3 separate regions of the Homo sapiens genome follow, and regions 2 and 3 are each linked to region 1. Evidence: chromatin loops called from intact Hi-C (ENCODE). Cell type or tissue: endothelial cell of umbilical vein. All regions are shown on one strand.

Region 1 (8,000 bases):
TTTTGAAGTTATTTGGTTTTTTTAAAAAATGCACTAATAACTACTCTAAAAAAAGTCTGTGTTTCCAAAACACCGCCACTCTGCTTTTTGGAAACACCTTCTCTGGAATCCTTACAATTTTCCAGGCAGGCAGTGGGTACGTGGCACCATCTGCAACAGCAGAGTGCAGGCAGACACCACACCAGGGCAGGGCAGGGCAGGGCAGCTCGGAGTCTGCTTAAGGCCAGTGGTATGTGCTCTGTAAATCCTGGGGTTATGGTTTAGAAATCGGAACATGGCCGGGCGCGGTGGCTCACGCCTATAATCCCAGCACTTTGGAAGGCCAAGGCGGGCGGATCACAAGGTCAGGAGATCGAGACCATTCTGGCTAACATGGTGAAACCCCGTCTCTACTAAAAATACAAAAAATTAGCCGGGCGTGGTGGTGGGCGCCCGTAGTCCCAGCTACTTGGGAGGCTGAGGCAGGAGAACGGCGTAAACCCCGGAGGCGGAGCCTGCAGTGAGCCGAGATCCGGCCACTGCACTCCAGCCTGGGCGACAGAGCAAGACTCCGTCTCAAAGAAAAAAGAAAAAAGAGATCCGAACATGTCCCAACATGTTTTATGTCCCTGAAAAATGCTAAATGGTATTCTCAGGCTCTGAGCGGACGTGGCTTAGGTACTCTGGGAAAGCATTCTCACTGCTCTCTTTCGTTGATGGCTGCCCCGGGTCTTTGCAGTGACAGCCTTTAACCCTTTCCTGAAGTTAAGGCCATAAAACCTAACCAGCTCTCTCAGGTCTCCCTTAAAAACACAGACCCTGTTCAGAATGGTTTTTATGCCATGTTATCAAATATTTACTATTCTATATTTATCTAAAGGCTGTAGGTCAATTAAAAAACGAGTGGATGGCAGGGATCAGAGTCCAGGCCCAGTTGTGCTTTTGTCCATTAAATGGGAAACTCTCTTTTGTAATACACATCCATACATGAGGAGAGCCTCTGTAAACCACTGTAAAATATTTTTTAAAAAGAAATCCATCAACTCTGGGATTTAGCCAGTACAACAGCAACAAATGAAACCTTCGCATTTAAATGGGGAGCCGAGGGGGTTAAATAACCAACACAGGAAACAGAAGGGGCTTCTATTTCCTCATAATGGGAATAAAACCCAGGCCCACACAGCTATTTCCTTATTGAATCTCCAGGGAGAAATTGCCCTTGTGCACCAGTTCCTGTTCACTCACCAGACAGTCGAGCTGGGAGACAGGGCTCTTATTGCCAGGGTGGCTGATGTCCCAGACCTTGACGCAGCCCTTCCCGCCTGTGTACACGTGTCTCGTGGGGTTGCTGATGGTCACAGCGCACACCACCTCCCCGTGGTTGAGGGTGTTGATCTGGCGAGCATGCCGGGGGATTCCGGGTCCGATGAGGGCGTCGGGGGGAAAAGGGACAGGCTGCATCTGACCGTCTGCAGTAACGTGGAAGGAGTATGCACTTTTGGAAAAACGATTGGAGAGAAGACAGAAAACACATTTACAGAGGAAGCAATCCCTATCTCGGCAATGTGCTACGACTATGAAAAAGATGAAAAAAAGGAAAGATTCTCTTGTATAGTTTCCTTTGAAATCAATACAAATTGAAGCATTTACTGCTGGTGCAAATTTAAAATAATTAATAGCAGAAATCTAGCGTGTACCAAATGACATATATATTGAACTGTATGTAAAATTTTTTAAGGGTTTTAAATTGTTCTTACCCATTCTGTAAAGCATTCCCTCAAATCTCATTATAAAACACTTAATGTACTTCCAAATGAACATAAAATACCTCCTTCCATGTATCTTGTGTAATTGTATGATTTCTTAGTATAATTTTAAATGATTGTTTTCCCTGCTAAAGATGAAGCCCTTAAGAACTAATAATAATTAAACAGAGTAGATATATTTCAACAGCAAAAACAACCTCCAAAAAAACAGCTTTCTAAAAATACCAGTTTATGGTATGGACTTCAACTTTCTCTTGCTTAAGGAAGAGAAAATAAGAGATTATCTTATATGGCTGTAAACAGAGATTTTAGGTTTCCTACTCAACAATCTTCCTTGCCTACCTTGGTCAGGAACGCCATTATATAAAACAGCAAAGTGTGCAGCTAAAAAACTACTCTTCCCCGGTCTCCTTTAGCCCAGCCTGCCTATGTTCTGACCAATGAGGTGTAAGAAGAAGCTGTTGGATGGCATTTTGAGGAAGCTCTGAACTTGAAAGAGGGGAGAGGGATGGGGGATATGGGAACTCTCTGTAACTTTCCACTCTATTTTGCCAAGAACCTATAACTGCTCTAAAAAAATAAATAGGGAGAGAGCATACTTGCCCTCTTCTCTTCTTCCTTCCCACTGCCTGAGCTAAGAGCAAGATGACTGGTGCTCCTACGGCCCCTCTGGGCCACAAGTTGATTTCAAAGACAGAAATCAATTGCTGGATAGCAAAGACTTGGAACCAACCCAAATGCCCATCAATGACAGAATGGATAAAGAAAATGTGGCACATATACACCATGGAATACTATGCAGCCATAAAAAAAAGGATGAGTTCATGTCCCTTGCAGGGACATGGATGAAACTGGAAACCATCATTCCCAGCAAACTAACACAGGAACAGAAAACCAAACCCTGCATGTTCTCACTCATAAATGGGAGTTGGACAATGAGAACAATGAGATCGCGCCACTGCACTCCAGCCTAGGCGACAAGAGCAAGACTACGTCTTAAAAAAAAAAAAAATTATGCACATTCTACTTTGAAGACCACTACTTCCACTTTCTTAACTTGAAATCACTAAGAGAGCTAGAAGTTCAAACCATAAACAATAAGTGAAGTATGCACTGCTTCCTCCTTCCCATTACCCTCGAGAAAGTCTGGGCCCTTTCTGGAGCTTGTCATTGGCAGCTTTAAATATAATGTAAACACCATGAGTACTAACACAGAGCTTAAATTTTCATTTTAATACAAACTCAAATTTTGTAAAGTAACTTAGCAAGCACAAAACTGAAAACCGATTATGCCAGGTCTCTAGCACCCTGCACTTAAAACCCACATACATTTGCTTGAAAATAAAATGCATGCTATTATCTTCCCTCCATAAAAGCAAAATATCAGACACATGAAGACTTTTAAACTTCCCCTCCACTCAATCACAGGACATAATCTCAATCTGTTATCTGCTGGCAAATTGGTTCCAGTAACTAATAGTAAATAGCTTTTTGGCCCAAATCCTTAATGTTACTCTTAATTTGAATGAATAAGCACGTATAATGGGAACCATGGAGACTGTCCTGGGGAATAAATACACATATAAAAACAATATAGCTCAAAGCCCTCACATCACCAAACCACTCAATCTCATTTTTTATCCAACAGGATTATTTGGTGTCCTTAGCAATATATCGAGTCCACATGATATTTCAACATGCACATTATAGTTAGTTGAACAGGAACCTATGCCACTTATTATGGGATACTTGGAGTCATAATCAAATAGCATTTTGTTGCCCTTGAAGACTGCCACAGAACTATGGGAGTTTAAGTCTATTCATGTCCTACAAGAATTCTAGGCTTTGAAGAATGCTCAACGAACAAAGTCCAGTAGCCAAGTTCTATGACTCAGAATCAGGCTCCATACTCTGGGTCCAAAAACAACAAAAAAATTGCCAGGTGATACTGAAGAAATGACAAGTAAATTTCCATAAAATTAAACAATTGAGGCTGGGCGCGGTGGCTCACGCCTGTAATCCCAGCACTCTGGGAGGCCAAGGCGGGCGGATCACGAGATCAGGAGATCAAGACCATCCTGGCTAACAGAGTGAAACCCCATCTCTACTAAAAATACAAAAAAATCAGCCGGGTATGGTGGCGGGCGCTTGTAGTCCCAGCTACTCGGGAGGCTGAGGCAGGAGAATGGCGTGAACCTGGGAGGCGGAGCTTGTGGTGAGCCGAGATTGTGCCACTGCACTCCAGCCTGGGCGACAGAGACTCTGTCTCAAAAAAAAAAAAAAAAAAATTAAAAAATAAAAGTAAAACAATTGAGTTGCACATGATTTAAAGGATGGTGTTTAAGATGGAGAAACTGCTTCTCAAAGATCTCGGTGCCATGAGAGAAATTACACATGTGAGGATTAGTTTTTCTCTGTGTACCACAAATCAAGCTGGGCGCCTCCAGGTAAGGCCAGGTTTCCATGAGGCACCCTTTCATCAATCTCAGATTTTTCAGAGAAAGGAGATTTTATCTTCCTCCAACTGGAAGCCTGCTTATCATAGAGTTAAATGTTCCAGATTAAATAGATGCACCGAGTAACAGACGGGAGATCTGTCTGCTGATCTTTGGAAGACACCCACTTCTCTCCCAGGTGTCCTCTTCTTTAAACTGCACAGGAGGCCTGCGATCATCATATGGAGGCAATTTAAAATTGATTCACAATGCAGCGAGCTGCTGTCAGAAGCTGTGAACACTCATCCGTCCCACGGGAAGCCCATATGGATGTTAATACATCAGTCACAGGGGGCCTCGCAGGAAGCTGGTGCTGCCTGCTGTGCTGGAGAGCCAAATCAAATGAACACGCCAGAGCAACACAAAGGGTGGATGGGCCTTTAGGAGGGATCAACTGGAAGGAAAAAACCAGGGGAGGAAATTATTCACCTACAATAATAACAGAGCTTTTTCAATAAAAGGCCACACTGAGGGCTCATCATGACCATGGTGAAGGGATCCCAGAAGGAAACTTAACTTTCTCTACTGGTTGAGGAACTAGGAAAAGTAAAACCAATCAGAAAGAGGAATGTATAAACAGATAGTGAGCATTCATGAATATCGCTCACACCTGAATTCAGAATGAAGCCAGATACAAAATAATGGACATGGAAATGACCGCATTTCTAGAATTTCGAACACAGGCAAAATTCATCTGCAGTATTGAAAGTCAAGGTGGTGGTTAACCTTGGTGACTGCAAGGGGCATGGGAGGGGTTTCTGGGCAATGATCCTGCTCTGTTCCTTGATCCAAGGGCTGGTTACACAGGTGGCTGCCTTTGGTGAAAAGTCACTGAGCTAGACATGTATGATTCATGCACTTTTCTGTATGTGTATGGTATTCCAATATTTAAAGTTTAGATTCATTTACTTATTCAAGAGGAAGTCGAGGGGAAGGCTCGTAACCAGTTAACACATTAGATTAGGTCCACAGGCAAATCAAGTGCCCAAACTTTGCTGTTAAATGAACCTCTCTCTGGTTCTCTGGCTACGTCAACTGCGGTCTTGCCAATCAGCCAGCCTGCAGTCTAGAATGTGTCTGTTTCGTGATCCATAAGATAGGAATAATAATAAAACACAGAGGTCGCAGGGGTTGCTGTAAGGATTAAAGTGGTAACAGCTGCAAAACACTTAACACAGCACTTGACACCTGCAGTGAGTCTTCAGGAAATGACAGTATTGTTATCGCACCACCACGACTTAAAAAAAAGCCAAGTGAAGATACGTTGAATTGAGGGCTTTATCTCAACCAGTGGACAAGTATGTGGGTCAGGGAATGCGGAAAGGGAGGAAGACGCAGGGTGGGGATCAGGAAAGCACAAGGGCAGTGATGAGGCAACAAAAAATACAAAATTCTTAAGTCATCAAAGGTGAGAGTGGGGGAAATGGCAGTTGGCAAAGACTAGAACAAACGCCCAAAGAGTAGAGATGGACGTTTGGATAGAATCGTGGCAAACTGCAGGGCAGACAGTCAGTCCTGGATCCCTCCTTAGGGGCCATACAGCGAAGCCCACCTGCATCTCAGAAAGCCTCAGAACTGAGACCCAGCCCCCACCTAGCTTTCTGAATCAAGCTCCTACAGATCAGGATCGCTTCTGCTTCTGAAGTCTGGTGTCAGAATCGAAAAGAATAAAGCCCACTCGACTTCACAGATGTAAAACATGAATGATATAAAAACCCATTAAGAGCAAGGGGCTTTTCATTTACTGGGCACACAGCAGAGGTGAAGGAACTAAAAGCAAAGAGTCCCCACCGGGCTCCTTCGCAGCTGTGGTGAACTGGAAAACAAGACTGTGTTCCAAGGGGGCAGGTTGTTTTTTCCTAGCAGACCAGGCTCCTGTTAATAAAACTATGCTGTGTTCTGTGGTCAAAGGAAAACAGGTGTTTACAGGGTTGTTGGTTTCCTGGAAATAGGAACTGCAGTGGCAGAATCAAGTAAACAATAATGAAGAACCACAGACCCCAGAGAGGACGGCTGTGGTCAAGCCCCGCTGCCTACGGACTTGGCACTCTGGATGTGAAATTGTTAGCTATATTAACAAGGATCAAAAATCTGATCGTGTCAAAAACCTTCATTCGCTCTTCAAGCTCTTTAGGGCTCATGAAGCCCTTTACAATTTAGTGCCAACAAGTCTTACTTCATGTGACCTTAAACTCCCAGCCACACAGGACAACAGGCCAGTCCCCTAAAATATCACATGCTGTCACATCTCCAAGTTGCGCACAAACTGTTCCCTCCCGCTAGAACAGCACCGCTTCCCTCCCAAGTACACGCCGCTTCCTCCCTCCCTCTGCCTGCCACGAACTCCCCAGCCTTGATGATTCTTTCCCAGGGTCCTAACCTTTCCTATTAACCTCTCTAATAGTACTTCTCATATGGTGAACATTTAAGTCTTTCCGATTCCAGAGTTCTTCAGGGGCAGGCAGAAGGTTTCACCAGCCAGCACTCCATCAAAGGATCAGAACACCACAAGCTGTCTACTGTTACCTAATCACTTATATATTGAGGAAAAGTTGCCCTGGTAAGGAAAATCTGCTAAAATAAGGTGGGCATTCCTCTCTAAGCCCCTGGGTTATGCCAGCCAACTTTTCCCAGGCAACGTCTAGCAATTATACCAAATGTCACTAAGAGATGGTAGCAGTTTCCTAAGGGGGAAAGGCAGTCTCTAGACAGCTGACTTAGACCACAGAAAAGATAATGAAAGCAATGACAATAATGAAGTGAAATCCATAGCTTTCCCCTAAGCCAGCTAAATCCAGTGGATGCTGGGCCCTTCCCAAGTAAGCTGTGGCAGAAGCAACCAGAGGTCACATGGAACAAGCTCCATCCTGCATCTGGGCCCTGGAAAGCAGGACCCACACAGTCAAGTGCAAGAAGTCAGAAGGCACAAGCAATTGCTTCAGTTTAATGACCAGTAACATGTGGGCACCAAGCCTAACTAACTTGAGCCTCATTTCCCCATTTTTACAATGTGCCCTGACAAAACTTAGCCTATGAACAGGACTGCTGAGGTGTGAAGTAATGAAGCCACATGGGAAAGTACTTCAAGAAAACTATGAAGCGCAATATAGTCAACCTTTGTTTGCCACATCACAGGAGGGGGCTCACTATCCCTTACTGTTTAGAGATGAGGGAAGGTGGCACAGGATAGGCTAAGTAACTCGCCCATAACCACGGCTAGTAAGCGGTAGACCAACTCCAGCTCAGCCCAGCTGCAAAAGTGGAGCTGTTAATCTTTACCTTAGCTTCCACATCAGCACTACCTGTGACGTTATCCCCTCAAGAGGGATAACGTGGGACCCACCAGGACAAAGACACCTACCCCACACATCGTGAGCAACATAAGGCATGTCGACATCGTGAGTGTGACTGTGGGGGCTGGGGGAACCGGGCTCCTTATGGAATGGATGAGAATAATGTAATTTATGATTCCAGAGGATACTCTTAGCCTGAAAACTAATAAAGGCGGTGGCTGGGAGGAATAGTGACATGGGGCTCATAAGAAAATCAGTCTTATTATTCTAAGACTTTAGAAGAAAGTATAATTTACCTGCTATGGGTAAAACCTTCCTCTGTCAATTTTTTTTAAGGGTCTGCACATCTAACCCATGACATCTACAAAATTTTTCCAGTTTGGCCATTTGCGTATTCTTCCAAATAGAAAATATGCAGAACAGGGTATAATTCCCACCTTATTTGGAAGACAGCATTTCTGTGTTAA
Region 2 (8,000 bases), 250 kb after region 1:
TTAGATGTGGGAACTTACTGCTTTTCCTCATTTTCCTCTCTTATAAAATGCAGATGACATTAGTACTTGCCTTGGTGGTACTGAGAGGATTAAATAAACAATACACTTAAAGTTCTTAAAGCAATATGTGGCACACAAAGCAAGCTCTAAATAAGTGTTAGTTCTTCTTGTATTGACCTCCTGCAGCACACGTGGCACCATTCTATAAGCTGTCAGAACACTAATGACCACCTACCACTATTTCTCACAACTCTTATGACTTAGGTATCTCCTGTTTTGCAGGTGAAGAAACTGAGCCTCAGAGGTGTTCACTGGCCCAAGGTGACTCGAGCAGAGAAGGGCTCAGCCAGGCTTTAGCAGAGGTGGGCCTGAGTCTGCGGCTCGGCAGCACTGCTGTCCCCTCTCCCGCAGGCAGACATGCACCCCCACTGGATTGAAATAATTGTCTACGGGGTCCTGGGGAAACCGCTACTGAGTTCGTGTTTTGTTCACCAGTTTTAAAGCTGGATCTGAAGCAGCTTTTAATCACTTCGCTCATAAACATTCACTGCTCTGTGGGAGTCCTCCCCATAGGTTGTCTTACGGATGCATCAGCATAAGAAATGTTTGATGGGGCCTGCAATTTGCTTGTCATTTTCTGCCCACATGAGTGATTGATAAGTGCTTTGAGTCATATCTGAGACTTCCTTTTAGGGAATGCATGTAGATCAGCAGTCACATTCCCTGACACCTCTCACACCTTCAGCTGCACTGTCACCAACACACTGACATCAGAAGCTGGGGCCTCTGCTCATTGTGTACATAGGAAGGGACAGCTGGTCCAGGTCAGCAGAGAGGGAACATATGTCAGGGTCCACTATGAACTCTGACCTCTCTGCCCTCTGGCCCAGAGGACAGTCTCATGGCTAGGTTGCTGTCATTGTCATTCCCAGGTACACCATTCAACCTCATGTGGCTGCTAATTTAATTTACTGTTTTCTGTTTAGTCACACAACAGGTTTGAACTTCTTTAGCAAATTGATTTCCCTACCTGGTGTCTTATAGTAGACATTCCAGATGAGACAGGGCCCCAAAATAGTTGCCCTCGATGTGTTGTGAGAGACTGAAAGCCAAAGGGCATATTAATGGGTCATTAGTTCATATCTGTGCATGTTTATTTGCACCGCAAATTTTTTTTTGAGACAGAGTTTCACTCTCTCGCCCAGGCTGGAGTGCAGTGGCACCATCTTGGCTCACTGCAGTCTCTGCCTCCTGGGTTCAAGTGTTTCTCTTGCTTCAGCCTCCCGAGTAGCTGGGACTACAGGTGCCTGCTACCATGCTTGGCTACCTTTTTTTTTTGTTATTATTAGTATAGATGGGGTTTTGCCTTGTTGGCCAGGCTGGTCTCAAACTCCTGACCTCAGGTGATCCACCCACCTCAGCCTCCCAAAGTGCTGGGATTGCAGGTGTAAGCCACCGTGCCCAGCCTACAGTAGATCTTTTGACTTTGTAATATTTACTTTAAAGTACACTGTAGGCCGGGCACGGTGGTTTACACCTGTAATCCCAGCACTTTGGGAGGCCGAGGAGGGTAGATCACGAGGTCAGGAGTTAAAGACCAGCCTGGCCAATATGGTGAAACCCCGTCTCTACTAAAAAATAAAAAAGCACACTGTATACCAAAAAACAAAGAAGCAACAAGCAAAATTCACAGTATCAATGACTACATAAACCTAGAAACAGAGACTGTAATTGACTTCTAGGTATTAAGTTGAAACACATAAAACTGAGAATCTTTAATATTTTTGACCTATAAGAACAGACTATCTCTTGGGCAACAGTGGAGTTAAAATTAGGTGAGAAAAGAATATATTCACTGCAACCTCCACCTCCGGAGTTCAAGCAATTCTCCTGCCTCAGCCTCCTGAGTAGCTGGGATTACAGGCATTCGCCGCCACCACACCTGGCTAATTTTGTATTTTTAGTAGAGACGGGGTTTCTCCATGTTGGTCAGGCTTGTCTCGACCTCCCTATCTCTGGTGATCCACCCACCTCGGCCTCCCAAAGTGCTGGGATTACCGGCGTGAGCCACCGTGAGATGTTTCAAACTAGATAGATAATCTTTTTTGAGGATCTATGGAGAAGACCCTCAATTTGAGGCAGGTATCTTATCTATTTCTCTAAGGCCTGTTTAAGCTTAGCGTTAAACAGAAACATTCCTGAGTTTCTGCTTCCCAGGGGATTTTAGTGCACATACACAGGATGTTTCATGCCCTTCATGTTTCTACCCAGTAGAAAAAAATAAAATCTATTTGTAGCTTGGACCAGAAACAGGAGGTGATTCTTTTTACTATCAGCCTCGAAAATATCTTTCTTCTTGTGGTGTGGCAAGGGGACTTTAGCATACACCATCACCCTCCTCAGAGGATGCCAAGGAGCTACATGGGGTTGTGGATGGAGGGAGAACATTTTCTGAGCAGTTACTAAGCAAGTCAGGTAAGAGCATTTTACAGAAAGCATTGGAGAGAAGCAAAGTCTCTGTGGCATTGTCATGACAATGTCTATATTTTCAAGCAAAATCCATCAACAAGGACTAAAGTCAATTCTTCCAATGGTAAAATGATCCCCATTCAAGGAAGGGACATGATGCCAATTGGTAACATTTTCAAAATACCAATAATACTCCTCCAGGTGTTCTAAATGCATTAATTGTGTTAATCCTGAAAATGCTCCGAGTTTAGTACCTCTTATAATAGATGATAAAACTGAGGCACAGCTGAGATTTAAAGGTTGTAGGTCCACACAGAAATGCATTAGGAAAAGCTGGGTATCACGGGGAGAAGAGAAACCTACCAAGGAAATACAAGGTTTTTTTTTTTTTTTTTGAGACAGTCTTACTCTTGTCACTCAGGTTGTAGTGCAGTGGCACAATCTCGGCTCACACTACAACCTCTGCCTCCTGGGTTCAAGTGATTCTCCTGCCTCAGCCTCCCGAATAGCTGAGACAACAGGCGTGCACCACCATGTCCAGCTAATTTTTGTATTTTTAGTAGTAGTGGGGTTTTACCATGTTGGCCATGCTAGTCTTGAACTCCTGGCCTCAAATGATCTGCCTGCCTCGCCTCCCAAAGTGCTGGAATTACAGGCATGAGCCACCACACCTGTTAGGATTCTTTTAATTGGAAATAGTGCATAATCCCACTATGATTTACTCAATAGAAAAATAATGCTATATATTATTTAATTAAATATATTATACACACACACAAGTAGTTCATTCTCAGCTATTCTGTTTGTTGCCTTCATAAATCCTAAGATAATGAGTCTTTCAAAGTATTGTTAGAGATAGAAAACTGGTCTGATTGGGCTGCACCTGATATTGCAGTTTACATGCACGTAGTTTGGTGTTTTACTGACCTAAGACCCCAGCTCCTGTATTCATCAGCTGTGTGACCCAAGTAAATTGCCTAGTAATTTTAACAATACCTACTTCACAGAGCTGCTGGGAGATTTAAATGAGATCGTATGTCTAAAGCAGTTAGTACAGTACCTAACACATGGTAAACGCTTAACAGTGACAAAAGCAGTGATTTCTGGAGTCTCTCAACAAGGTAAACCGCGTCCTTTCACAATGGTCCCTTTGCCAGGTTTAACAGGTGTGACACTCTATAAACTTGCTCCCGAAGGCACTGCAGTAGACCCAACAAATAGAAAGGTATTTAATGAACTTGTTCATTATCTTGCCAATTTTATGGGCCTGTCCAACAGGATCTGTCCCAATCATAGAAATGCAGTGATAAAGGCAGTGCCACTAAGCTCAATTTTTTTTTTTTTTTGCTGGGGCAGCTCTTCCCATAAGATGCCTCCAACAGACTTCCCTTTGCCCCATTTGCTTTTTCCACTTTTGTGCATGAAACCAGAGCTATGTGTAATTTCCAGCGTTCTCATATGTTGATCTTTTTCATCTACTAAAAAATAGTGAGCTTGAAAAGTTCAATTAAAATGAAACATAAATATTTTCTTTCTTACTGTGTCATTAAAAACTCTCTCCCACTCCCCAACGTTACTTGGCACCCACCCAAAGAAAACGTTTTCCCCGTTAGGCCCCCAGTGTTTAAAGCATGGAGGAAACAGGTCTGGTTAGTCTGTCTGGACAGGATCCTCACATGGGGAGAAGAGCGGAGATTTCAAAGGACTAGAAAACAGAGTACAAAGTAGAAAAGTAAGCAGAGGGAAAAAGGATGGTGACTGAAAGCTAAAAGAGAGAGAGAAAATGATTTCATAGAACCAGCCTAGAATGGACAATTTCTGGAAAATTGTATCTTATCTTGGGTTTCTGTATCTAAGTGTAAAGCTCACTGTTTGGTGATGACCCCTTCCAGAAGAGAGTCTAATATAACACTACCCCTGGTTATTTCTGGTCAATTCCAACATTATTCAGTACAGCTGGTATTTCAGATTTATGTTATCAGGGGGATAGATCATCTTCAACAACAGCAGTGGCACAAATATTTATTAAGCATTTACTATGTGCTATGAAGTTAACAAGGATTAGTTTCTTTACTCCTTAAAGAAATCCTATGAGCTAAGTACAATTATAATCCCAATTTCAAAGATAGGAAACCTGAGTTTAGGGAGGTTACAACTAGTAGTTGACTGAGGCTGGATTCAAACTCTAGCAGTTGGACTCCAGAGCTTGTGCCCTCTATCATATTCCACAGGACACACCAAGTTTCTGGACACCTTTTCGAAATTCTTCTTACTATAACTCCTCTCGCTCCCTCTCCTCTTCTTCCTCTCTGTCATCCTCCTCCTTTTTCTCTTCTGCCTTCCTCTCTTTACATGGATCCTGCCCAGAGATTCAGGTTCTATTTTGTAAGTGGTACATCATCCAATTTTTATTTCCTATCACAGAGCTAATGTATTCCAACCAGTCCTTTTTCCAATAGTTGCTAATCCAGCGAAATCAGTATCAGTCACCAAAGGAAATTCAAATAGAGGGAACTGCTCCATCTAGAGTTTCATTTTGCAACTAAGTTATTTGTTGTTTCCATTTAGTGCTCTTCCTCTCTTCTTCCCTTTCCAAGATGAATTTGCCTTGTCTAAACATTAGGCTTTCTAGTCCAGGTTAAGCCAAAAATAAATCAGTCTATGGTGGCATGTTCAGTGAGTGGTTTCCTGTAGATATCTGAGGGCAGCACATTCCTTTTCACCTTCTCTTTTCTAAACAAATACATCTCGATTTCAATCTTTTTTCCTAGGGAAATACTGTTTCCTTTTTCTTCCCATACTCTGAGCTCTTTTTTTCTCTTTGTTTTATGCATTTAGCTGCTTCAATTTCTGTCCTGCTGATTTTAAAACAATATAGTCAAAACTGAGGTGAGAACAGGTTATTACTTTATGTGAGTTTGTTTTAATCAGACCACTCTTACTTTGAAGTGGAAATATCTTACCTCAAAAGGTGACACAGAGGCAGCTGAAGTCCAGGGGTCAGAGATTCTCCGATCTTCATCTATTGGGGTGATTGACACAGTTTTTCACTTTCACAGTCCAATCCCAAATAAGATAAATCCTTAACCCTTAAAAGCAGCAGTCTCTGAAACCCTTTAAAGTGGTTAGGCAAGAAGGGTCCCAGGGCAGATTGTATTCTTGTGTTATGTATGGTCATAATATCTCTTCCATTATAAAGTATAATATATTGCATTTGCTAGCTGTGTGATTTTGAGGAACCTCTATGTGGCTCAGTTTCCTCATCTACGAAGTGGGGAGAATAAAAATAACTACCTTATAGGGTTGTCATAAGAAAGAAATTGGTATATGTATGTATGGTATATATATATTAGAATAGTACCTAACATTGGAAGTTAAATATGTGTTACCTACTATTATCATTCACTTAAAATTCTAGCCCTCATTCTTATTTTAGCAGTATCAGTTTGCCCCTCTTATTTATTCATTCGTCATTCCTTCTGTCCATCCTTCCTTCCAAATGTATTTATTCAGTATCTAATATGTGCCAGGCACTGTGCTGGGCTCTGGGATGCGGTGGTAAGCAAAAATAGAATCCTTGCCTTCATGGAGCTCACAGTCTAGTGGGGAGACCAGGCAGAAGTCAGATGATCATGTGAGATCATGTAAGTGCCCTGTGAAGCATTCCATGAAGAATTCATGAGCTGGCTGATGGTGCAAAGGAGTTTACAACATAGGAATTTGGCTTAAGCAGGAAGCAGAGGTTCTTCCTCAAGTGCTCCTGAGGAACTGATATAAGTTAAGAGCTTAGAGGTGAGGAGAAGATGAGTTGGTAAAGCGAAGAGGGAAGAGTGCTCCAGGTAGGGGAATCTGGGCTGTAAGATGCAACAGGAAGAGGGAAAGGGCGGCCACACAGATAACGCAGAGCTCTCTGGGCAATTCAACTAGTTAAAGTTGTCAGAGCAGCTGGGTGCGGTGACTCATGCCTGTAATTCCGGCACTTGTGGAGGTCGAGGAAGAAGAATCACCTGAGGTCAGGAGTTGGAGACCAGCCTGACCAACATGGTGAAAACCTGTCTCTACTAAATACAAACAAAATTAGCTGGGTGTGGTGGCACATGCCTGTAGTCCCAGCTACTCGGGAGGCTGAAGCAGGTGAATCTCTTGAATCCGGTAGGCAGAGGTTGCAGTGAGCCGAGATTGTGCCATTGCACTCCAGCCTGGGCAACAGAGTGAAACTCTGTCTCAAAATAAATAAATAAATAAAAAATAAAAATAAACTTCAGAGCAATGGGGAGCCTGCAAACAATTTTAAGCTAGGTTCTATTTTTATTTTTATTTTTTGAGATAGAGTTTTGCTCTGTCGCCCAGGCTACAGTGCAGTTGGCTCACTGCAACCTCCGCTTCCTGGGTTCAAGCGATTCTCCTGCCTCAGCCTCCCAAGTAGCGAGATTACAGGCGTGCGCCACTGATCCCGGCTAATTTTTGTATTTTTAGTAGAGATGAGGTTTCACCATGTTGTCCAGGCTGGTCTTGAACTCCTGACTTCAGGTGATCAGCCGGCCCTGGCCTCCCAAAGCACTGGGATTACAGGCGTGAGCCACTGCACCTGGCCTTAAGCTAGGTTTTGTGTGTGTTTGTGTGTGTGTGTTAGGGGTGGCAGTGGTATTCAGATTTTAGTAGTTGTATGTGAGTTTCCGAAAGATTGTTGTGGCTGCAGTGTGAAGAATGGTTCAGAAGAGCTAATCAGGTTGCTGAGAGACTGGTAAGAAGGCTGTTGCAGTAATCTACAGGAGAGATGTTGACGGCATGGCCGTGCTGGCAGTGGCCAAGGTACAGTGGTGAGGATAGAGGCGAATGGCATTTAGCAAATACAATTCATACTGTTTGGAGATGGAAGAAGTTGGGAATGGGGCAGAGAGGGCTGGGTGCCATGGTGACTTCGTTTATTCTAGTGAGGTTGAATGTCTTTCCTTTTGTTCCTCTTGAGTGCCTTTACCTCCTAGGCCCATAAGCTGACGTGTGGAATCTTGTACAGAGCTGAAATAATCAGTGTCACCCAAAACATTTGAACAACACTGCTTGGGCATGCTAATTAGCCAAAATAAAATAAGGAAGTTGACCTTCAACCCTTGTCTTTGTTTTTTTTTTTTCCAGCTGCAGAAGTCATTTTCAGTTGTTCTCTGACTCCCGTAAACAACAATTCCTGTCGCCTTATCCTTTTGATGCCTGGTTCCACTTCTATATTTTCACTTGGACATGATTCTCACTGACAGTAGAAAGTTCAGCACAAAGACCTACAGCTGTGAAAATACTTGCTCCTCTTCAGAACTATTAGTACTCCTGGGAATCATGTCACAGTGCCAACCACTTGCTGGTCCTGAAGTGACCCTGTTATTTTGGGAGGTAGTAAAGGAAATGATATTTTTAAAACCTCAAGTGGCACTCTCTTTGGACACTGAATGGTGTGTAAGTGATAAAACGCTCACTATGCTGAAGGAGCAGGGGAGCACACAGGTGCTGGAGGCTCTCTAGTGTCTCTATTCGTGGCT
Region 3 (8,000 bases), 52 kb before region 1:
AGGTCATTATTTCACCTATCCCAATTAGGATGTGTTCAAATACTAAAGTGCAATATAACACTTTTTGTAATGGCCTGTGCCAGCTCTTTTGCAAGGGGCTATTTGAGGTCACCAAGCTGTGATAGAAAAGAAACCACATCAGATCTCTGAGGCTGACATCTACATTCTGACTTACGGCGGGTCTGTTTTTTGAATTTGGAGCTTCCTGATCAGTTTATCCACTCATTCAAAAGCAGAAGATTCCTCTACACTCCCACAAGAAATGTGTTTGTGATTTCTTTAAGGCCAAAAACAGTCTCACACACATAATATAAACAATAATTATATGGTGTTTGTTTCCCAGACAAAACTCCAATTCCAGGGACCTGACTACCTCTGTCACTACATTCTTGAGCTACAAGATTAGCTCATGTGGGGTCTTTTTTTTTTTTTTTTTTTTTTTTTTTTTGAGACGGAGTCTCGCTCTGTCACCCAGGCTGGAGTGCAGTGGCGTGATCTCGGCTCACTGCAAACTCTGCCTCCTGGGTTCACGCCATTCTCCTGCCTCAGCCTCCAAAGTAGCTGGGACTACAGGCGCCAGCCACAACGCCCAGCAATTTTTTTGTATTTTTAGTAAAGACGGGGTTTCACCGTGCCAGCCAGGATGGTCTCGATCTCCTGACTTTGTGATCCACCCGCCTTGGGCTCCCAAAGTGCTGGGATTACAGGAGGGAGCCACCGCGCCCCTCTCATGTGGGGGGTCTCTTAAAGGGGAACTCCCACATACAGATTAACCTCCTCTAGACACCTTCTACATCTGCCCCACCCCCCTGTTCACGTAGCACCTTGTGCTTCCACTTGCCATGGCACTAACACACTGCACAGCCACCCCACACAACCAGCTATTTTAAGGCAGGATCTTACTCATCTGTGGAGCCCCAGTGCCTCCCACAGTGCCTGACACACAGTTGGCACTCAATTAACATGTGCTCTATGAATGAATGAAACAAAGTTCAGGACACCAGTCATGATATTTTAAGTCTGGTGCAAGCCCACAGTGTCATATGAGATGAGAAGGCCCGTCTCCTTCATCAACAGGTGTTCTGTCTGTTCTTCCTTCTCCAGTCACTGGGTGCTGTTCTGAAGCCGAGTGAGAGACCCGTGTTGTACAGCTGTATGCTCAGTGACTGATCTAGTGCGTCAGCTTCTCTGAATTGTAAGGACTTCAGGGGCAGGGACCACGCTATATTTATCTTGGATCCCCTATCACTGTTTATAGCAAGTGCTTGATGGATGTGTCTTAAATAAATCTGATCTTTTAATCTATAAAACATTATTAGACAGTATGTTTTATGCAATGGAATGAATGGGCCCTCTTAAAATTTATATGTTGAGAGGTGGGGCACGATGGCTCATGCCAGTAATCCCAGCACTTTGGGAGGCCGAGGCGGGTGGATCGCCTGAGGTCAGGAGTTCGAGACCAGCCTGGCCAACATGGTGAAACCCTGTCTCTACTAAAAATACAAAAATTAGCCAGGCGTGGTGGCACATGCTTGTAATCCCAGCTGCTCAGGAGGCTGAGACAGGAGAATCTCTTGAACCTGGGAGGACGTTGCAGTGACCCAAGATCGAACCACTGCATTCCAGCCTGGGTGACAGAGATGAGACTCCGTCTAAAAAAAAAAAAAAAAAATCATATGTTGAAATCCTAACCCCTAATGTAGTGGTATCAGAAGGTGGGGACACTGAGAGGTAATTAAGTCATGAGGGTTAAACCTCATGAATGGGATTAGTACACATATGAAAGGGACTCCAGAGAGCTCTTACACCCTTCTTCTACCATTTGAAGATATAAGGAGAAGATGACAGTCTACAACTGAGAAGACAGCCCTCGTCAGAACCTGTCTATGCTCATACCCTGATCTTGGACTTCCATCCTCCAGAACTGTAAGAAATAAGTTCCTGTTGTTTATAAGCCACCCAATCTGTGGTACTTTTTTATAGAAGCCCAAACTAACTAAGATACCTTATAATACAAATGACTGAGAATTCACAATATATTCTTGACTGGAGAAGTGAACAGTGATTCTTCTACTTTTTAAAACTCGGCCAGGTGCAGTGGCTCACACCTGTAATCCCAGCACTTTGGGAGGCCAAGGCAGGCAGATCACCTGAGGTCGGGAGTTTGAGACCAGCCTGGCCAACATGGTGAAACCCTGTCTCTACTAAAAATACAAAAATTAGCCGGGCATGGTGGTGGGTGCCTGTAATCCCAGCTACCCAGAAGGCTGAGGCAGGAGAATCGCTGGAACCCGGGAGGCAGAGGCTGCAGTGAGCCAAGATCGTGCCACTGCACTCTCGCCTGAGTGACAGCAAGGCTATCTCAAAAATAAACAAATAAATAAATAAAAGCCCACTGGTGACATGGCTCTGTGGCCCTAGATTTCTCCAAAAGAAAGAAAGAGTGAGATAGAGAGAGCAGGAGAGAAAAAAAGGGGGAGAAATGTGAGAGGAGGGAAGAAAATGAAGAGGAGAGGTTTTTCAAAAAGAAAGAAAGGAAAGACAAATAAATAAAAGAAACCCCATAGCTCCATGTCTAACATGAAGAATGGTGGGATAATAAAGGAAGTAATGTTGATGAATATAAAGTGATCAAGTAAGCACTATTTTTTGAAGATGAGACAAAACAGGATTTAGAATTCTATTTCCAGCAACATGGCAGACTAATCCCTCCGGGCATAACTAAAATGCTGTATAAAATATTTAAAATGTCATTGGAATGCATGGCTTGGCTGGCAGGAAAATATATGGATGGATAGGAGGCCAGAGATGAAAAGTGTGAATCTAGAAAGATAAGCAAGCAGTAGAGAAGGCATTGAAGAGCCCTCAAGTGGCCTGTAGCTCATATTTTACTGGGCTACATCCAGTACAAGTTGGGGCTCTAGCAAAGAAACAGGTCGGATTAAAGAGCTTTGGCATAAAACTGGTTCCTCCAAATATATACATTCTCAGAGTGTAGGGGAAAATTATTCCACACACTGCAGAGGGTAATGTTTGGCATTTATGCTTCTGTTGACGTTGGCTTTGGATTTGAGTGAAGTAAAAAAATAAAAAAAAATTATACTGTCCCATTAAGGATTTCTAAACACAAGCCTTATTTGTGTGAGTTTGATGTCAGAATTTTCGTTGTCTGCATGACTCCAAAAAAAAAAACACACATACTAAAAAACAATGTTTTCTTTAAGTGGTCCAGCCGTCACATCCACATGCTATGAAGTTGTACACACCAATTCTGGCCAGAACTTAGTCACATGACCATGCTTAGCTATGAAGGATGCTGGAAAAAGTAGTCTTTATTATGAGTTCCAAGGTTCTATTTATGAAGAGAAACTGAAGAATGAATATTGAGGGTGGGGAGTGAGAGTAAGCTCCGCCTTGATCTTCAAATCCTGAGACAACTCCCAAAGAGAGAATTAAGGCAATACTTTCTCCTTGGACATCTTTTTGTTTGTTTTTATGAGATTTATTGTGGAATAAATCAGTTTTGTTTTGTTTCAACTTTTCTTTTCTTTTCTTTTCTTTTTTGAGACAGAGTCTCTGTTGCCCAGGCTGGAGTGCAGTGGCCTGATCTCGGCTCACTACAAGCTCCACCTCCCAGGTTCACGCCATTCTCCTGCCTCAGCCTCCCGAGTAGCTGGGACTACAGGCGCCCGCCACCACATCCAGCTAATTTTTTTGTATTTTTAGTAGAGACAGGGTTTCACCGAGTTAGCCAGGATGGTCTCCATCTCCTGACCTCGTGATCCACCGGCCTCAGCCTCCCAAAGTGCTGGGATTACAGATGTGAGCCACGGCGCCCAGCCTCGTTTCAACTTTTCATTTAAAAAGTATAAAAATAGGCCAGGCACGGTGGCTCACGCCTGTAATCCCAGCACTTTGGGAGGCCGAGGCGAGTGGATCACGAAGTCAGGAGTTCGAGACAGCTTGGCCAACATGGTGAAACCCCATCTCTACTAAAAGTAAAAAAATTACCCTGGCGTGTTGCCGCGCACCTGTAATCCCAGCTACTCGGGAGCCTAAGGCAGGAGAATTGTTGGAACCCGGGAGGCAGAAGTTGCAGTGAGCCGAAGTTGCGCCACTGCACTCTAGCCTGGGCGACAGAGCAAGACTCTGTGAAAAAAAAAAAAAAAAAAAAGTATAAAAATATAATATTTGAAATTGAGAATCAATTTGTTAAATAATAGGAAAAAGGAAAGAAGAATTCAAGAGCAAGAAATTACATAAAGTGCAATTAAGTTAAAGTTCTATGTCTAGGAGAACTTGCAGTCCCTAGGGTAGACAAAGCTGATCAGAACTGAAGCAGCCTTACTATTTCTTCTCTATTTCCTTCATTTTGCTCCTCATAACACAAGTTTCCTCAAAAGAGTGTAATGGTAAAGCCCCCCTGCAAAGCTAGAAAAACAGAGAAGTAACTGAATGGTTTCCTTTTAATGGAATGTTGTTTTTTGTTCTTTTTTGTTTTTTTAGGTGTCTGACCAAAGCATAGGAAATTGCAAAGTTAAACTTTTTAAACTTTTTAAAAGGGATATTTTCTACAATCAGATAACATCTTTTAAAAACAGACACACAAGCTGGGCAAAGTGGCGTAGGCCTATAGTCCCAGCTACTCAGGAAGTTGGGGTGAGGAATCACTGAGCCCAGGAGCTTGAGACCACCCTGGGCAACATAGTGAGACCCCATATCTAAGAAAATCATAATTATTATTATAATAAAATTAAATTTAAAATTATTTAATTCATTCAAAAAATAAAAACACATACAGATAGCTAATGCTCTAAATTTCTTGGTGGAAGGCAATTGTAAGTTTCTCTTTATAGGATTAGCTATACAGTATAAAAAAAAAAATCAGAGCACCAAATCTGAAAGTCCACAAGAAGGGCCTATGTAATTTCTCAGAAATAAGGAAGATATTTTATTTTTGTGTAGTGCTTCAGCTAATCTACAAAAAAAAAAAAAAAAGTTAAAACTTGCTGTTGGGCAATTATCAAAATGACAATGACTGGCGGGAATGATTGTCTTGGCTAAGGCAAGAGTGGACTAAATCACTGGCTGATTTGGGGTGCAAAGAGGGAACCTCCTGTTGAAGTCTCTCAGACATTCACACGATTCTTTCACACTTGTACATACACCTGTAGACACACACCTGAATGTGAGTCACAACAACCCACTATATGAGCACAAAAGATTGCTGAATGATTCAGCCCTATTATCTGAAACTTCAGATTTCAGATCTATACTTAGTCCATGAAAATGGACAGCAATAAATCTTTATTTATTTATTTATTTATTTATTGAGACAGAGTCTTGCTCTGTCACCCAGGCTGGAGTGCGGTGGCAAGATCTCGGCTCACTGCAAGCTCCGTCTCCCGGGTTCATGCCATTCTCCTGCCTTAGCCTCCCAAGTAGCTGGGACTGCAGGCACCTGCCACCACACCCGGCTAATTTTTTGTATTTTTAGTAGAGACAGGGTTTCACCGTGTTAGCCAGGATGGTCTCGATCTCCTGATCTCGTGATCCACCCGCCTCGGCCTCCCAAAGTGCTGGGATTACAGGCATGAGCCACCGCGCCCGGCCATGGACAGCAATAAATCTATCATAATATAGTACTGCAAGCGGGAAGAAAGCAAACAAGAAAGGCTCTGCTAGAAATGGGCTGCTTTTTGAAGGGTAGATATGATCGATATATTTTTATGTACATTTTAACTGAATCGAGATTTATTTAAGTTTATTCTTTGGAGCAGATCCTGCAGCAATCCTCTGCACTCCAGTCATCTTTCTTTTTCCTCTATTTTTGAGACTCCCTGGATCTGTGATAGTAAGGCACCAAAATGTAGAATTTATCCAATGGGCTTAACTTTCTGAAGGATTGGGATTATGAAAAATATTAAATATTAAAGATATTTCACTAAGTCATGACTTGATACGGGTATATTTTTGAGGATTGTTTTCCATTCAATTTATAGATCCATATAAAAAGGCTTTAACCAAATAGGGTTTTATTGACCTCATGTAAGAAGTCCAAGAGTAGGCCATATTATTATTATTATTATTATTATTATTATTATTCTTCTTCTTCTAAGATGGAGTTTCGCTCCTGTTGCCCAGGCTGGAGTGCAATGGTGTGATCTCGGCTCACCACAATCTCCGCCTCCCGGGTTCAAGCAATTCTCCCGCCTCAGCCTCCTGAGTAGCTGGGATTACAGGTATGTGCCAACATGCCCGGCTAATTTTGTATTTTCAGTAGAGACAGGTTTCTCCATGTTGATCAGGCTGGTCTGGAACTCCCAACCTCAGGTGATCCGCCCACCTCGGCCTCCCAAAGTGCTGGGATTACAGGCATGAGCCACCGTGCTCGCCCTAAGCCATTTTATTCTATTTCTATCTTTTTTGTCTGCCTTCTTTAGCATTTTGCTATCATCCTCGGGGTCTCATGATAGTAGCTATTCCTCTGGGCATCACGTCCACATTCCAGGCAGGAAGAAGAAAAAAGTGACAAAGAGGAAAAGGGTGTGACAATATCAGGAAAGCAAAACTTCCCTAGATATCCCTATAGAATTCAACTTATGCCTCACTGGCCAGAAGTGAGAGAAAAGCTGCAGGGAAGGCTGGGAAATGGGCTGTTTTTAGTAGACACATTGTTACCACAAACAAATCAAGGTCTTGATACCAATGATGAGAAAGAATGGCATGAAATTTAATGCCAAAATTCTAGAATTTCAATCCACGGAGACAGTAATTTGGCTTCTCAGGGAAATATCATATTTACTTTTTGCTCTCCATGAGCTGACACACAGTATGCAGTCTTTCAAAAACTCTTTATTGATCTCCTATTATGTCCCGCGTGCTATTTTAGATGCTTGGAATATATCCAGATAAAAATTCTTGTCCCCTTAGATCTTCTATTCTAGCAAGCAGAGACAGTTTATAAACTATAGTTGCAATAAATAAATAAAGTCTACAATTTGTTCAGAGTTGATACATTCTATGGAAATAAGCAAAAATATAGCTGAGTAAAGAGAATTAGTAGTTGTGGGTGGAAGGGTGGAAGGAATGGGTTGTAATAAAAATAACACAGGAATTATGTATTAATCTGTTCTTTCATTCCTTCGACCCTTCTGATTTCTGGAGAGCACAGTGTGTTTTATCTTGAAAAAAACATAGTTCATTATTTTTTCAACTCCCATTCTTGGAAGCGCTGAATCCACTGCTGTTATTTACACAAGAAATGTCAACGATTGTTTCAGGCAGTTTGGTAGGCTAGACAATGCTTCACACAGGGGGAACTGTTTGCAATTTACTTAAAGGGTCTAATTCCATAAGGAAGAAGGAAAATTCAGTGGGGAAAGAAAAAGAGCAATCAACAAAGAGAAAATGCTGTCTTGACCTTGAGCCTTTTGAGTGTCAGAAGCACGGCCTTTCTGAGGAATGTGGCTTTTCAATAGGCATAATGCTATTGGATTAACTCTTCTCTGCTTTAAATCTTAAAAGTAAGAACTATATACACACACACACACACACACACACACACACACTTACAGTTTAGATTTTTTTTTTTAAATTCCAAATCTAACAACTCCCAGGGGATTGGGATTTGATTGATTTTATTTAAAGTCTGGGTGGGTTTTTGACCACTAAATATTTGCTTAATTATCCCATCAATGAAGAGTGATGCTCTCATTAGCAGGGGTTAGAAGCCCATCTGTGTTCTCTGGCGGTTTTTTGTGCAGGACTGTAAACCTGCAAATTGCATGTACAGTTGGGGAGTCAGAAAACTGTAATTGCAGCTCTGATACTCATTATCCCATGAACTTGGGTAAAGTAATTTTCCCCCCTGGGTCTTGGCCTATCTGTGCACAAATTGTAGTTAATAGTACTCCACAGCAATATACAATTTCAGTATTTTATGGTAAGCCAAAAAGCCTTGCCTTGTGTGCTTCTCACTGGCAAAAAGTGATGCCCTA

What was found. A loop is a pair of places that touch in the nucleus more often than their neighbours do. Peaks named below come from ENCODE experiments on the same cell type or tissue, not always from the same donor. Only the 100,000 strongest peaks of a DNase experiment are listed, where the experiment ranks them.
Region 2: a loop joins it to region 1, with 5 times the contacts of the local background. A loop is called at or near these places in 4 of 110 quality-filtered maps.
Region 3: a loop joins it to region 1, with 2.2 times the contacts of the local background. A loop is called at or near these places in 6 of 110 quality-filtered maps.

What each region holds. Positions count from the first base shown.
Region 1 is chr9:81,591,801-81,599,800 of GRCh38, forward strand. It overlaps TLE1 (TLE family member 1, transcriptional corepressor), which reads right to left. Exons shown (of 20, transcript NM_005077.5): 15 at 1,225-1,474. Among named protein-coding and RNA genes, the nearest start is that of TLE1, 94 kb to the right of the region's middle. RefSeq lists enhancers at 532-1,731, 3,390-4,085, 4,086-4,779. In endothelial cell of umbilical vein, no CTCF peak of the experiment used is centred here; DNase peaks (open chromatin) are centred at 3,631, 4,571, 5,341 and 6,131; H3K27ac peaks cover 2,965 bases.
Region 2 is chr9:81,843,648-81,851,647 of GRCh38, forward strand. No RefSeq gene overlaps it. Among named protein-coding and RNA genes, the nearest start is that of SPATA31D4, 81 kb to the right of the region's middle. RefSeq lists an enhancer at 99-879. In endothelial cell of umbilical vein, CTCF peaks have their summits at 4,951 and 5,167; DNase peaks (open chromatin) are centred at 4,054 and 5,094; H3K27ac peaks cover 2,482 bases.
Region 3 is chr9:81,539,430-81,547,429 of GRCh38, forward strand. No RefSeq gene overlaps it. Among named protein-coding and RNA genes, the nearest start is that of TLE1, 150 kb to the right of the region's middle. In endothelial cell of umbilical vein, no CTCF peak of the experiment used is centred here; DNase peaks (open chromatin) are centred at 4,482 and 7,282.